Regions from separate parts of the Homo sapiens genome. Here region 2 is linked to region 1. Evidence: chromatin contacts called from ENCODE Hi-C or POLR2A ChIA-PET data. All regions are on one chromosome and are shown on one strand. The core of a region is the stretch at or near the end of the contact, and the rest is flanking DNA. Distances in the headings are between cores, read along the strand shown.

What was found. Hi-C counts contacts between places; a loop is a spot of excess contacts on that map. ChIA-PET counts read pairs that join two places held with the same protein, here RNA polymerase II (POLR2A). Pooled maps may share reads with other maps.
Region 2: a loop to region 1 is called in a pooled map, with 1.8 times the contacts of the local background. The contact joins two enhancer-like sites. A Hi-C loop is called at or near these places in 2 of 168 maps with a recorded cell type or tissue (B cell and Caco-2) and 2 of 50 pooled maps. POLR2A ChIA-PET finds 5 or more read pairs at or near these places in 3 of 52 experiments (BJ, GM12878 and activated B cell).

Annotation. Positions count from the first base shown.
Region 1 is chr11:7,529,865-7,536,621 of GRCh38, forward strand. All of the region lies in intron 1 of PPFIBP2 (PPFIB scaffold protein 2), which reads left to right. All of the region lies in intron 1 of LOC124902806 (leucine-rich repeat extensin-like protein 5), which reads right to left. Among named protein-coding and RNA genes, the nearest start is that of PPFIBP2, 19 kb to the left of the region's middle. RefSeq lists an enhancer at 1,271-1,440. Within about 2 kb of position 3,886, at least 4 of the 41 ENCODE cell types and tissues checked have a DNase peak (open chromatin) inside an H3K27ac peak, as active enhancers do; they include B cell and GM12878, where a contact is called at or near this core.
Region 2 is chr11:7,470,577-7,477,440 of GRCh38, forward strand. No RefSeq gene overlaps it. Among named protein-coding and RNA genes, the nearest start is that of SYT9-AS1, 8.2 kb to the left of the region's middle. RefSeq lists an enhancer at 3,242-3,471. Within about 2 kb of position 3,340, at least 2 of the 41 ENCODE cell types and tissues checked have a DNase peak (open chromatin) inside an H3K27ac peak, as active enhancers do; they include B cell and GM12878, where a contact is called at or near this core.

The DNA.
Region 1 (6,757 bases), core at 2,636-5,135:
CCTTCAGCTCTGGAAGGCCCTGTGGCCCTAACCTTGCCCTGTTTTGTCAGGTACTGCTAGAGAGACGCAGAAAACCTGGAGCATGTGTGCTGTTTGAGCTGCTGTATCCCAGGGTCTGCCACTTTGGGGGCTACCTGCAAGAGATTTGGCAACTTCTCAAAGGAACTCAACATCATGGTTGTTGTTTTTTTAACCCTGATCCCAACATTTAGGCCCTGATGAAGGGTCTTGGCCAAATCCATCTTCTGGAATAGTACAGTTGGGAACATGTTCTCTGATGTGGAGAGGCAGAGTGTTACATACTTACTGGGCCAGGCACTGAGGTGGGTAGTTTATTCTGTCCTCTTTCTTAACCCTCTGACTAACCCTGTGTAAGGCAGATATTATATCCATTACATAGTAACCTGAGAGGTTAATGTCCATATTACCCAAGGCAAAAAACGAATCCAGCTCATAAGTAGTGGAGCAAGGATTTAAGCCCAAATCTGTCTGACTTTGCTATGGTCTGAATGTTTATGTCTCCTAAAAATTCATATGTTGCAATATAATCCCCAAAGTGATGGTATTAGGAGGTGGGGCCTTGGGAGGTGATTAGGTCATGAGAGTGGAGCCCTCATGCTTGAGATTGGTTCCTTTATAAAGAGGCCCCAGAGAACTAGCTGGTTTCTTCCACCATGTGAGGACATAGCTGGAAGGCACCATCTGTGAACCAAGAAGCAATCCTGCTCCAGACACTGACTCTGCTGGTGCCTTGATCCTGGGCTTCCCAGCCTCCATAGCTGTGAGAAATACATTTCCATTGTTTGTGAGCTACCTTCCCAATTTATGGTAATTTTGTTAAAACAGCCTGGACAGACTAAGACAAAGCTTGGGCTCTTTCTGCTGCATGCTGCTCCTCTCTTTCTTCAGGGGAAGAAGCACCTCACTTGGGAAGAAAGGAGCCTCAGAAGGCTTGAGGCTGGGGGTATGGGGACCCAGCGTCTATACTACCCCTTCTGTGGCCATTTGGAGTCACATAGACCTCTGTAATTTTCACTTTTTCCTTTGATTCTGAGGAACTGTTTGGGTATCTTCTATAGGGGAATAAAGACTCTGCTTTATGGAAAGGAAGAGCTGAGAAAGATGGGAGAGAGGTCCCAGGAGATCATTAGACCTTCCCACTCCCCTGGAGTCCAGCTAACAAACTTCCAGGAGCAAAACCACTTGGGCCTGCAGGGAAGGGGCTACCTAGTACAGTGTCATTCTCCAGCAGGCCTGTCTTTGGCCTGCAGGAACACTTGTGCAAGTGGGGGATTCCTAGATCACTTTTCTTGGGAAAGTCCCTAAACCACTTTCTGGCCTCTGAACTCTTAGGGGAGGGAAGTGATCCAAGTGGCAAATATCTTGTGACTGGCAAGCCAAGGTTAGGGACCAACCCTTCCCCTGCCTCCCCACATGCTGGAGCTTTTGAACTGAGTTGAAGATAGCTGGGCCCAGGGCTCTTGGCCCTTGAATGCAGCTTGACATCTGGTCAGGCTGCAGGATCTTAGGGTTTCCTCTTTGTAGCATCCTAAAATCTGGCCTCACTAAATGGTCTCGGTCCAGAGGTGGGATTCGACTTAGAGCTGACTTACAAAGAATACAGATAAAGGAATATTGGGAACTGTGCTTACCTTGATGTGGTTTAAGGTCTGAGGATGTGAAGAAAGTCTCTCCTGGATTAAGAGGGAAGGGGAACACCAGTGGGTCAGGATAGAGGCCGACAGCCCTGGAGAGGAGGCTGCCTTCTTCCCATAACTTTCCCAGCTGCGTGTGTAGGATCAAATGGGGGTGTGTGTTAGTTTGCTTGGGCTGCCATAACAAAGTACTGGGGGGCTTACACAACAGAAATTTATTTTCTCACAATTATGGAGGCCAGAACTCTAAGATCAGGGTGTTGGCAGGGTTGGTTTCTTTTGGGGCCTCTCCTTGACTTTTATTTATTTTTTATTAATTTTTTTTTTCTTTTTGGAGATGGAGTCTCACTGTGTTGCCCATGCTGGAGCGCAGTGGCACGATCTTGGCTCACAGCATCCTCCACCTCCTGGGTTCAAGTGAATCTCCTGCTTCAACCTCCTGAGGAGCTGGGATTATAGGCATGTACTACCACACTTGGCTAGTTTTTGTGTGTGTGTTTTTAGTAGAGATGGGGTTTCACCATGTTGTCCAGGCTGGTCTTGAACTCTTGGCCTCAAGTGATCCACTCACCTCGGCCTCCCAAAGTGCTGGGATTATAGGCATTAGCCACCATGCCCAGCCTCTCCTTGACTTTTAGATGGCTGTCTTCTCCCTTTGTCTTCACATGGTCTTTCCTCTGTACCCATGTGTCCTAATCTGCTCTGCTTTTAAGTACACCACCTATTGGATTAGGGCCCACCCTAATTATCTCATTGGAATGTAATTACCTCTTTCAAGACCTTATTTCCAAATATAGTCACATTCTGAGGTACTGGGGGTTAGGACTTCAACATAAGAATTTTGAGGGTGTGGGTACAATTCAGCTCATAACAGGGTGTTTCCAAAATCCTCATTGAACAAGGCTCAGTGTCATGGTGAAGCATGGAGAGGCACTTACTACTGATCCTGCCAACCTTGGGACCAGGAGAGGATGGTGGACCCAGCTAGCTAGTGGAGGAAGCCTGACTGGCCTCGTCCAAAGGCTCAGCTCCAGGCCGAGCTGTTTACTTGTAGTCAGGCTCTCTGGCAGCAGTAGTTTCTGTGCAGTGTCTTCATCTGGCTCCCGTGTGGCCCTCGGAACTCCAGTGAACACAGAGCTGCTAATACCCTCCAGCCCAGGCCTTCGGGGGAAGCCTCCTTCTCCTCTGATGGAGGCAGAGGCCAGGCTGTTGTTGACAGTGCACACAGGCCTGTCTTTAAAGAAATTCTTTGGTCTTCTACTGACTTAACTTTTTTTATTGCAAGGGGAAAAGCATTGCATTGAATCAAAATTAAACTGTTCAACAAATGTTGAAATGAAGGCTCAAATTACAGAATACATTTTGATTAATTCAATTAGTGTTTACCTCCAGCCTGCCAAATTCTGGGGCCTATTCCTCAGCAGGCAGCCAGGGAGGCTCGTAGGAGGGAGTTGGCTATAGGCAAAAGTTACGCACGCTCCAGCTAATAGAGAAAACTTACCAATTCATATCTGTTTTTTTTTGTTGTTGTTGCTTAGCATTCTAAAATAATGGAATAGGGAGAAGTGCCTGGTTTTATTATCTATTAGGGGAAGTGACATCCTTTTTTCTCATTGGTCCTTCAGGAATACAATTGCATCCATCAGTTATGTCTCTCACTCATGCCAGGCCCAAGCGTAAGTTCCCCTTATGGTAGAGACGCTTTCACCTCTGAATATCTGGCTGTAAGAGAGAAGGGACCCCAGGTGTGGAGAAAGTTCGATGAGAGAGGCTGTCATGGATAGCCCCCAATCCTTCTTTCAGAGTGCTGGCCAAGGTTACATGCCCAGCCTCCCTTCACTTTCCACTCAGGTACACAAACACTTAACATTTTGTGTCAACAAACATTTACTGAAGGTCCTGTGCCAGGTTCTTTGCTGGGCTCTGAGGATAGAAAGGTGAATGGAGCATACTCCTTGCTCTCTAGCAGTTAATCTAGACAGGGAGGCAGACACATTGAGAAATAATACAAATTATTATCATCTTCATAAATAATATAGACAGCTCTGACGATAAAGGTGTGTACCAGATATGACAGGAGCAGAGCTGAGGCATCCAGCACCTTCAGGGATGAGGGGTAATGGTGTTAGGAAAGGTTTTCTGGCAGTGGTCATTTGGATAAGGCCTTAGCATGGGTGGGATTTGAAAGTAGAGATGGAGAAAAGCACCCACGTAGAGGAAGTACAGAAAATGGGGTATTTCTGTATGCGAGGGTAGGACGTGGTCCAGTGAAGCTGGAACTCAGAGTGGTGAGGACTATAGCGGGGAAGGTTAACTGTATTAGAGGACTTTGGCAGAGCTGCAAAATGCAGCTTCTCTCCTGAAAGCACTGTGAAGCCGAGGAATGTTTGAGAGCAGAGGAGCATGTCATGAGCTCCATGGAACATGTCTTGCCTGCACAGGGAAAGAAAGACAGATTGCAGGGAAGTTGGCTAGAGGTAGAAAGCCCAGAGGAAGCAGCTTTTGCAATCTGGCTGAGAGATGATGAGGTTCTAAACTGTGGTGAGGTGAGAGGTAAGGAGAGTTTGGTGGAATGTTAGGACCTATTCAGGGAGTTTGAATGGCACTGTAGAAAGAGCACCAAATGAGTCATCAGGAACTTAGGTTCAAATCTCAGTTCTGCTGGAAGGGAAAGTAGAATTCTCTGCCCCCTGCCCTGAAAAGTCCACATCCCCAGGTGGTGGTTTGGTTTTTTGTGTTAGCCTGTTACTATAAAAAGAATTCAAATGTACACAGAAATAGAAATAGTAAAATGCATCCTCTTACCCATCATTTAGCTTAACCTCTTGCTTGTATTATTTTTTAGGGGGGCAATTTTTGAGATGAAGCTTTTTGGAAATATTCACTTTGAGGTTGCATTTGAAGCATTTCTCTGAATCTGTTTATGATCTGGTTGAGGCAATGAAATAATTTCACGTCCATTTGTTCCTCCCTGGAGGTAAATTGTGTGTATGCATGTGTGTTCTTTGCTGTAAGAAGGAAAATGAGGGTAGCTTCCCTTGAAGGGTAAGTTCTGGGGCTGAGGAGGCACATTGCCAACCGGGTCCTGTCAGGGGCATGAGGCTCTCTGTCTGCTGTGGGGGCAGGTGTGGTGTGGACAGGGGAGAGAATGGAGGTAAGGACTACCACAGGTCAGACACCCTTATCCATTCACTGGGAGGGGCTTGTTGCCCAGAGCTTAATTCACACTGACCAACCTGACAAGGCTGGTCCATAAGCCAGACACCAATTTAATTTACTCTGGCAGGCATTGTGCAGTGGCCACAACGCAAATGCCTGCTTTCCCAGACCGCCTTCCTGGCCTTACCCCACCTGGCAAAATGAATTACAGCATCATCCGCAGGTTGCTGGGGAGCCATGCTCTCAAATAGAAGGCACCATGTGCATTGCAGGTGCATCACTACAGGCCCTGATGGGACCTCATAGGCTCTTTCTGGTGCAGGCCACTTCCTTTGCCAAGGTGGCTCTAGGGAGAGGGGAGGATGGGCTGAGCTGCACATGCTCAGTTCCTTCTTTCATTTCCACCATCAGATACTGAGCTGTTTCCCAGGGGAGGAAATCCTGGAAAGAGAGGAAGTTAGTATCCTCCCATTGGGTCTTGCCCATGACAACATGAAGCAGAAACTAAATGGAGGTGGGAGCCCATGTCTCAGCCAAGATTCATTTCAACAGGCAGGGGTGGGGATGCTGTCATAGAGAAAACTTGCCTGAGCATTGAAAAATTAGTTTTGATGGACAGAGATTGGGGAAGGGGCCTTTAGTTGAGGAAACAGCATGACAAAGGCACAGTGGCATAAGGATGCTCTCTTGCGGCTGGGGTATCAGGAACCCAGGAGCAGGTCAGGCTCAGTGAGGAAGTGCGTCCAGCGTAGTGGTTAGGAACATAACCTTGGAGTTGGACTGCCTGAATTCAAATCTTATCTTTACTGCTTCCTGGATGTGTGATTTGACCAAGTCACTTAACCTCTCCAAGCTTCAGTTTCCTTATCTGTAGAATCGGGATAATAATAGTTATAAATATTGAGATATGAGATAAACATAAGAACTTAGCTCAGTGTAGAAGTGAGTGTTTAATAAATGGCAGCCATTATAACTACCATCATGAGAACAGGACATTTTCGGGCCGGCTCCAATTTGGATGCCAGCTCATGCGTTCAGACTGCTGTGGGAGAGGCCAGGTGTTACTCAGGTGAGAGGAGGTTCTCCAGTGCCCTGGTTCTGAATACCTGAACACAGTCTGGGCAGTAGGAGTGGAAAGGATGAGATGGAGAAGAGCATCCCTGCAAGGGGAGACCACAGAGACCTGGTGGCTCACACGGGAGGGGAGTAGGGTGGGGAAGCATGACAGGTGAATGCAGGCTGCATAGTTCAATGAGGGACCCGGAGAGCGCTTCTCCCAAATGCCAGAGGAGGAGAGTGTCACCACTGATGAGATGCCAAAGAAGGCACTAGAGCAAACGCTGACTGATGGCGAGTCTAAGCGCTTTACTCTGTTAACATTTAACCTTCACAACCACCCTTTCAGGTAGGCAGTTTTATTATTATCCTCATCTTAAAGATGAGAAACCCGAGGCACAGAGGTTAAGTGTCTTGCCCTGGGACATATAGTTTCTGAATCAGGGCTGTCACCGAGGCAGTCCAACCCCAGCCTGGGCTTTTAACCCCACCCTAGACCGCCTCTTAAGGAAATGGGAACACAAGCGGCTGGCTGGATGAGAGCATGGCACGGGTGCACACGGATGAGTGACGTCCCACCACTGGGGGTGTCAGAGAGCACGGGAGGTAGGCAGTGGGGCTCTGAGGCAAAGGGGAAACATGGAATAATAACAGTAGGGTGCAGGGTCAAAGGACATGTTCTAGAATAGCAGAGGAAGGAGCAGAAGAGGGAGAGAGTGCAGATTCAGTTTGGAGGGGGAATAATTGAGAGGTTGGATCTCAGTGATGATCGAAGATTAGGGGTCACAGGGAGGAGGGGCAACTCTTAGACAGCATGTGAAGAGAGGGTAAGAGATGAGAGAAGGGGAATCAAGTGGTTTTGTTTCTCATTAAAGAAAGATGCATGG
Region 2 (6,864 bases), core at 2,090-4,589, 60 kb before region 1:
AGCACATCGAATGCTCAACACACATGGAGAATGCAATGAGTAATAAGGGGTAGAGAAGAAGGGAAGAGCTAAACTGGACAGTTAAACAGTATAAGCTAAAGAAAAGCAACCGATTCTGACTGATACAGTGCTTATGAACTTTCAATGAAAACAATTTTATGCAAAGTAATTTAATGAACTGAGAAAAGGACACTAATATGGATGTGAATATAGCCAAAAACAATGTCTACTGCCTGTATGTGGCTCCTGATAATTCTGCAGGCCACTTAGCTGCCCCTGGCCACCCACTTCACTGATAGCCACCTGGGACTATTGAGGGTGTCTAGCTTAGGAGTGCCCAGCCTCTGGTATTGCCATTCAAACTCAACCCAGAGAAGAAGGCTCACCTGTTGCTTACTGTGCCCTTCCACATCCTTACAAAGAGTATCTCTCTCACACAGGAGTCCTGAGTTGGTTGCTGGCACAGACCACAACCAGAGGCTGAGTGGCCAGTGAAACTCCTCTGAGACTCAGGTTTTCTCTCTAATGGGAATTCCTGACTCTTCCTTCTTCAGTCCTCTCTCGGGACCAAAGAGGAAGGACACCCCTCAGTATCCTTTGGCAATCACCGTGGACACTTCCGCAGCTATAGAGGTGTTGCTTTGGGATCATCTAAGACAGAGTCAAGCCTTTGGCAATGTTCAGGAAATGCTGGTATGTCTCTGAGATCAGCTTTCAAGAGGAGAGGCATGTTATGAATGGGGCCTTTCTGGGATAGCATACACTATTCTTTGTTCGTTCTTTCTTTCTTTCTTTTTTTTTTTTTTTTTTTTTTGAGATGGATTTTCGCTCCACTTCAGGCTGGAGTGCAGTGGCACAATCTCGGCTCACTGCAACCTCCGCCTCCCAGGTTCAAGCAATTCTCCTGCCTCAGCCTCCTGAATAGCTGGGATTACAGGCGCCCACCACCACACCCAGCTAATTTTTGTGTATTTTTAGTAGAGACAGGGTTTTGCCATGTTGGCCAGGCTGGCTTCGAACTCCTGACCTCAGGTGATCCACCCGCCTTGGCCTTCCCAAGTGTTGGGATTACAGGCATGAGCCACCACGCCCAGCCCCACTATTCTACTTTCTATCAAGTGCATTCCAAGATAGGCTGACCTTCATGGAAGAAGTGAAATAGAAAACTGAGGAAAAGAAAATAATTGGAAAAAAAGTCCCACAAGTCAAGAAAGTACCCCAAGGAAGACTTACAGGACAACTTCCAAGGCAAATGGGAAAAGAGAACATTGGCAATCTAGGAGCTGCAGGAGAGAGCCCTGGTCTTCATCCCTAAGCCCAGGATGAATGTGAGGCAAAAATAGTCTCTGTTCTTTTGGAGGAAGAAAAAGCGAGTGAGCAAGCAAGCAAGAGAGAGAGAAAGAGATAGAGAAAGAAAGAAAAAGAGGGAGGGAGGAAGGGAAGGAAGGGAAGGAAGGGAAGGAAGGGAAGGAAGGAAGGAAGGAAGGAAGGAAGGAAGGAAGGAAGGAAGGAAGGAAGGAAGGAAGGAGCAAGCTCTGAGCAGTGCCACAGACCTGCTTCCAGTGTCCCTGATATAAAGCTCTCTTTGCTCAGTCTCCCAAGAGAACAGATCAAGCTTCTCCCAAGGACTATGGCAGGAACCCACTTCCTTCTTCCACTCAAAAGACTTGTCACTTGCTGCTGGGATCCCTGGGCATATGGGCTGCAAAATTCAACTAGCTGCGTGATCACCTCTGTCACCTCACTCCCTGGTGTCTTCCCACTTGTGTCCAGGAGCTCTGGGCCTGGGAAGGATTAACAACAAAGATTAAAGATGGCCCACAAGGCCTCAGAGGATCAGGAGCCAGCCCTGAAGTCCAGAAATTTTGACTAAGCCTCTGTCATTAGGGTCTCCCAGCTCATCCATAGGCTAATGCCAAACTTTCACAACAGCTAGTGGTTCTCATGACACCTCCTCCTGGTAGAAAGGAAAGAATAAGTCAAAAGGACCTGGGCCACAGATTCTGTCCTCTTGAGTCATTGATTTTGCCTCCCTAAACTATATCTTAAGATAGATTACTCTGTGAAAGCTGGATGACCATTGCCAGACAATTTAAAAAGTATATATATCAATATGAAATGGATTGATGATAATATTGCATATTATAGTTTATAGCACATGGATGGTATTGCTTTTATCCATTTTCTTTATTTTTTGAAAATTGAATTTGTGATTTTAAACATTAAAGATAATAGAAAAATTAATTTTTTGGCTCAATACTAGATTTATTATAGCTATTATTCCAATAATTTATTCATTGAATTAAAGTTATTTCAAAACCATTTGACATAGGAATATTGATAGTTTTTTTTTCTACCAAGTGAACATCATCTTCAAGACATTCACACAATTTAGATAAAATTCCTTTTGCACAGCAGCTGTATCCAGAGGCTTGATCTTGGATTTAGATTTAAATTTATCAAAGAAAGGCAGTTTTTAAAATTTGCCTAATTCAAAGCTCAAAGACTAATGAAATCCTTTCTTCAAATACCTGAAGACATTTGTATTCAGGGCTCTAGAGATGAGCTTATGAACTCTATAAACAACTGGTAAGTAAACCTTCCAGAAACAAGTTTTACCTTTATAGCAGTACCCTTCTCTGCTGGTACCAATTATCCCTCCTAAAGGACTACTTCTATGTGTGAAGCCTCAGTGGGACCCATTGCCCCTCAGTGGGCCTTTTCTGGCTTTGAAAAGAAAAGACCCCAGCATGGTCCTCAAGTCTTCTGATGTTTATATAAAGACGGCAGGTCCTTGTAGAAGTGTTTATATAAATTAGGAAAGATTCCCCCACCTACCTTCAACTTATGACCTTCTTTGACTCCAGGGAACAAGGAAAAATCACTAGTTTGGGAAAGGTAGCTTTCAGTCTTGAAGCTGTAATTATACAGGGGTTAATGACTGGGAAGGAAGATTAAACTTTTACTCACTACTTGAAATTATTCTAGTGCATGATCTCACTTCTTTGGGTTCTAATCCTAAATTATTTGCCCTATTCTGGTAGTTGGACATAGTGGTGGAGACCAGCTGGCTCCTAGAAAGTACAAAGGGAACTCCACCCAGTTACCACCAAGCACAGTGCAGGTTGGAGACAGCCTTTTCCTGAGGTGGGGCTGAGGACCTGCTCTGCCACTGACCAATCCTGTGATTTCCAGGCCTCACCTTCCTAGACACTCTCTGCTGTCAGGGATCCTGCCAGACACTTGTCAGCCCCTGGTGCAGCCAGGTCACGGCCATATCTGAGGGATAAACAGCACTGCACCTGTGACTATACTTGGCTTCTACCCTTCTGGGCTTAAGAGGACTTTGGCAATCCCCAAAGGACTCAGACACAGCATGACCATGGGAAACCCCTGCCTAGAACTTCCTGCCTTGGCCCAGCCCATCACTGGTTTTTACATAATGGTGCTTGGCATTTCTAGGCCACTGTACACATATACACACACAAGCACAAATGCAATTATTGTGCAGGAACAGCTGCAAAGAGGCTGGTGCAGGGCTCCATGTCCTTCCTGAAAGTGGCTGAGGGGAGCATGGTCCTACCACAGCTGGGAGACTTGACTTTGTGCATCCCTTTATAGAAAGAAGCTCTCTGACTCTTACAGAAGTTGCTGCATGGGAATGCCAGAGATAAGGCACCTGCCTACCTAACACAGTAGTTTAGTCTTCTGAGAAGCCTCCTGTCTCCTTTGATACCTGTGACCCTCAGTCATGGCAGCTCCTCCATCAATTTATCCAATGTGAGGATGGATGACACTCACCTCCATAACCCAGTCTGCAGCCAGGAAAGTGTCAGTAGAGGTGACCCCACCTTTCCAGGCCCATCATATGTGGGTCAAGAAAGGATCATGTCCAAGACCACAGCATTAATGTTTAATAAGGCTTCCATTTCTATTGAAAAGTTGTCCTTCACCTGCAGTGTTTGCAACTGATTGCTAGCCTGAGGAACACTGGGCAAGACCAAGATGCATCATAGTGTGGTGGACAGAGCCATGAGCTGGGGCTGGGTCCCAGAGCTCTGCTCCTGCCGCTGAGGCTGAAACCACCCCTGCTGGTCACAGTTTCTTCTCACATGAGGAAGGGTTGGCCTACTATGTTCTATGCTCTTCCACCTCTGGTGTCTGTGTGTCTGTGAATCTAGGGAACTGCTTGTGCCCAGCACTGAGGAAACCGGGCACCTGGGGTGGGATCTATGCAATCCTAGACACACGCTGCCAGAAATCCAAGCACAGGCTAACTCTGGAGGGTAGGTTTTGGTGATTTCCACAGACATCAGCCGTCTCTTTACCCCCTCCATTGTTTCTTAGTTTCCCCTTCAATGGGTTTTCATTTTTAATAAATGGAAAGGAATTTGACTTTGAGATTGTCCTGAAAGCCCTTGTAATGACCAGTGATGTCTAGCATGGATTATAAAATGACAACTGGCCCACTAAACAGAGGAAATTCCATTTTGAGTTAAATACCAAAATAAGTTCTTTCAATATACCCTAAAGAGTTCACCACAGTCCTACAGGTAAGCCAGATGGATGAGAGGAGGGCAGCAGAAAGGAGAGCCTCCTGGATGGGGAGCTTGTGCACAGAGAAGCAGGTATTAGATGAAGAAAAGACAGAAAGACAATCTGTGTGGTTGGTTCACATTTGGGGCAGGAAACTGGGACCCACAGGGAGGGTGCTGGGCCCCTCCTGCCCTAGCCTACTTCTTTAAGAACCAACCTGTGATCCCTCCCCTAGGGCAGTGATAGAAATCTTCATCCTAGGAAGCTCATGCCTCTGTCCCCAGTTCATGCCACTCTGTGCTTCTGAGAACATCAAGACAGAGGTGTCTGGAGTATCAAAAGCAAAAACCTTCCTTCTCCACACTGCATGGCTCACACAAGCCAGTGCTGTCCACCCACCAGGCCTGTGTGTGCACCAGACTGAGACGTGGATTTCCAGGGCCCTGACGCTCTATTGACTGCAAGAACCATCATGCTTGTATCTCAGCCTATGTTTTTGAAAATCAAACTACCCATTCCATTATCCATTTAGCAAGAATATCAATCAGACTTATTGGGTGAGGAGGGGAGAAGGGAGAAGGTTTGTGGGCAGTACTTTTTCTAGATGGAATACGTTCTCATTCAAGTCTAAAAAGGAAAAGGACTAGTACCTTGGTCATAGTCAGATGACTACCTGAAAAGCCTCTGGCCTTTAGTAGCTAAAGGCTCTGAAACCAATAGTTTGCACAAACATTGACCCAATATTGGATCTAGGACACTGAACAAAAATCACCCAAGGAGGAACTCTCTGGGAACAGCAGGTAACCCCTCAGCTTTATGTCCTAGGGCTCCGTTCCCACCAGAAAAAAAATGTTTATAGAACCCCAGAGACCTAACTTGGGAACCTGTGCAGCACAGACCAAGGGTATGTCCTATCCTGGGGAGACACAGAGCCCAGAGAAGACCCAGCCTTCCCACCCATGCCAGCCAGCCCTGGCCCTGGGGTGTACTTCCCTTCACCTGCAGGGAAGAAGCCAGGTGACCATCAAGCAACATGACATCATTTCCTGGCCAGCAAGCCTTCTCCAGCTGCAGCCACACCTTCCATACCTCTGGATTCACTAATCCACATCCCACCCCCATCAGCAGCTCTCAGTAATCAATCAGTCCCCTTCCCTGTAACCTTCCCACTATTCACTCCCAGGGCCTCCCCAAGCTGTGTGGATGTAAACAAGATTTCAGAAGCCCTTGGCAGAGATATGGTTACCAGGTGCTGAAGAAACAGAGACTCAGAGTAGGCCACCTGAGCCCACCCAGCCACACCTGGCATACCCAGCATTTGGCTAGTGCCAGTTAGGACCAGATACTCAGCCTCCAGGGAGAATAAGTTCATAGGAAACTTCCCAAGTGAGTTCAAAAGCCAAACCAGAATGATCACAGTGAGAGGTGTGAGCATTCTAGGGACCCCGGCGCACATGGTTATTTTAAAGAGCAGAGTGAGGCCATTCCACCAAGTGCATGTGGGGCAGGCAGCTGTCCCATCCTGGGGGCTGTGGGAAGGCAGGACCAGGCTCTTCACTTCAGGCAGAGAATGCACCACTGCTAATCACTGAGAGATTTCGGACCACAGGGCATTTCCAGTAAAGCATAGGGAGTTGAGGGAGAATGTTCAGAACTGAGAAGACTAGACTGTGCTCTGAGTAGACTGAGGCTAAGAGTGAGCAAAAAGGGTAAGAAGAGGTGAATGGCTAGGTGCAGTAGCAGATGCCTGTTGTCCTGGCTACTCCTGGAGGTTGAGGTGGGAGGATTGCTTGAGCCCACGAGTTCAAGGCTGCAGTGTGCTATAACAGCACTTGGGAGGAGCCACTGCATTCAAACCTGGGCAACATAGTGAGGCTCCACATTGAAGAAGAAGGAAGAAGAAGAAGGAGGGAAGAGGAGGAGGAGGAGGAAGGAGAAGGAGAAGAGGAAGAAGAGATTGGAGGAGGAGGAAGGAGGAGGAGGAAGAGGGAATGGGGGAAAAGGTTGCATTTTGGGGAACTTCTCACTTATGTCAAATCATAGGAAGCAGAATAGACTAGAACCCCCTCTCTCTCCACCATGTGAGAATATAGTCAGAAGTCTGCCATCTGAAAGCCAGGACAAAGGTCCTCACCAAATCTGCCAGCACCTTCATCTTGGTCTTCCCAGCCTCCAGAACAGTCAGAAATAAACATTTGTTGTTTAAGCCACCCAGTCTATGGTATTTCGTTATAGTAGTCTGGACAGACTACGTTGGTGACACAGCAAACTGTGTGTGGAGATAGAAGGTAACTAAATGTATATCTGACAAGAATTGGAGATATCACA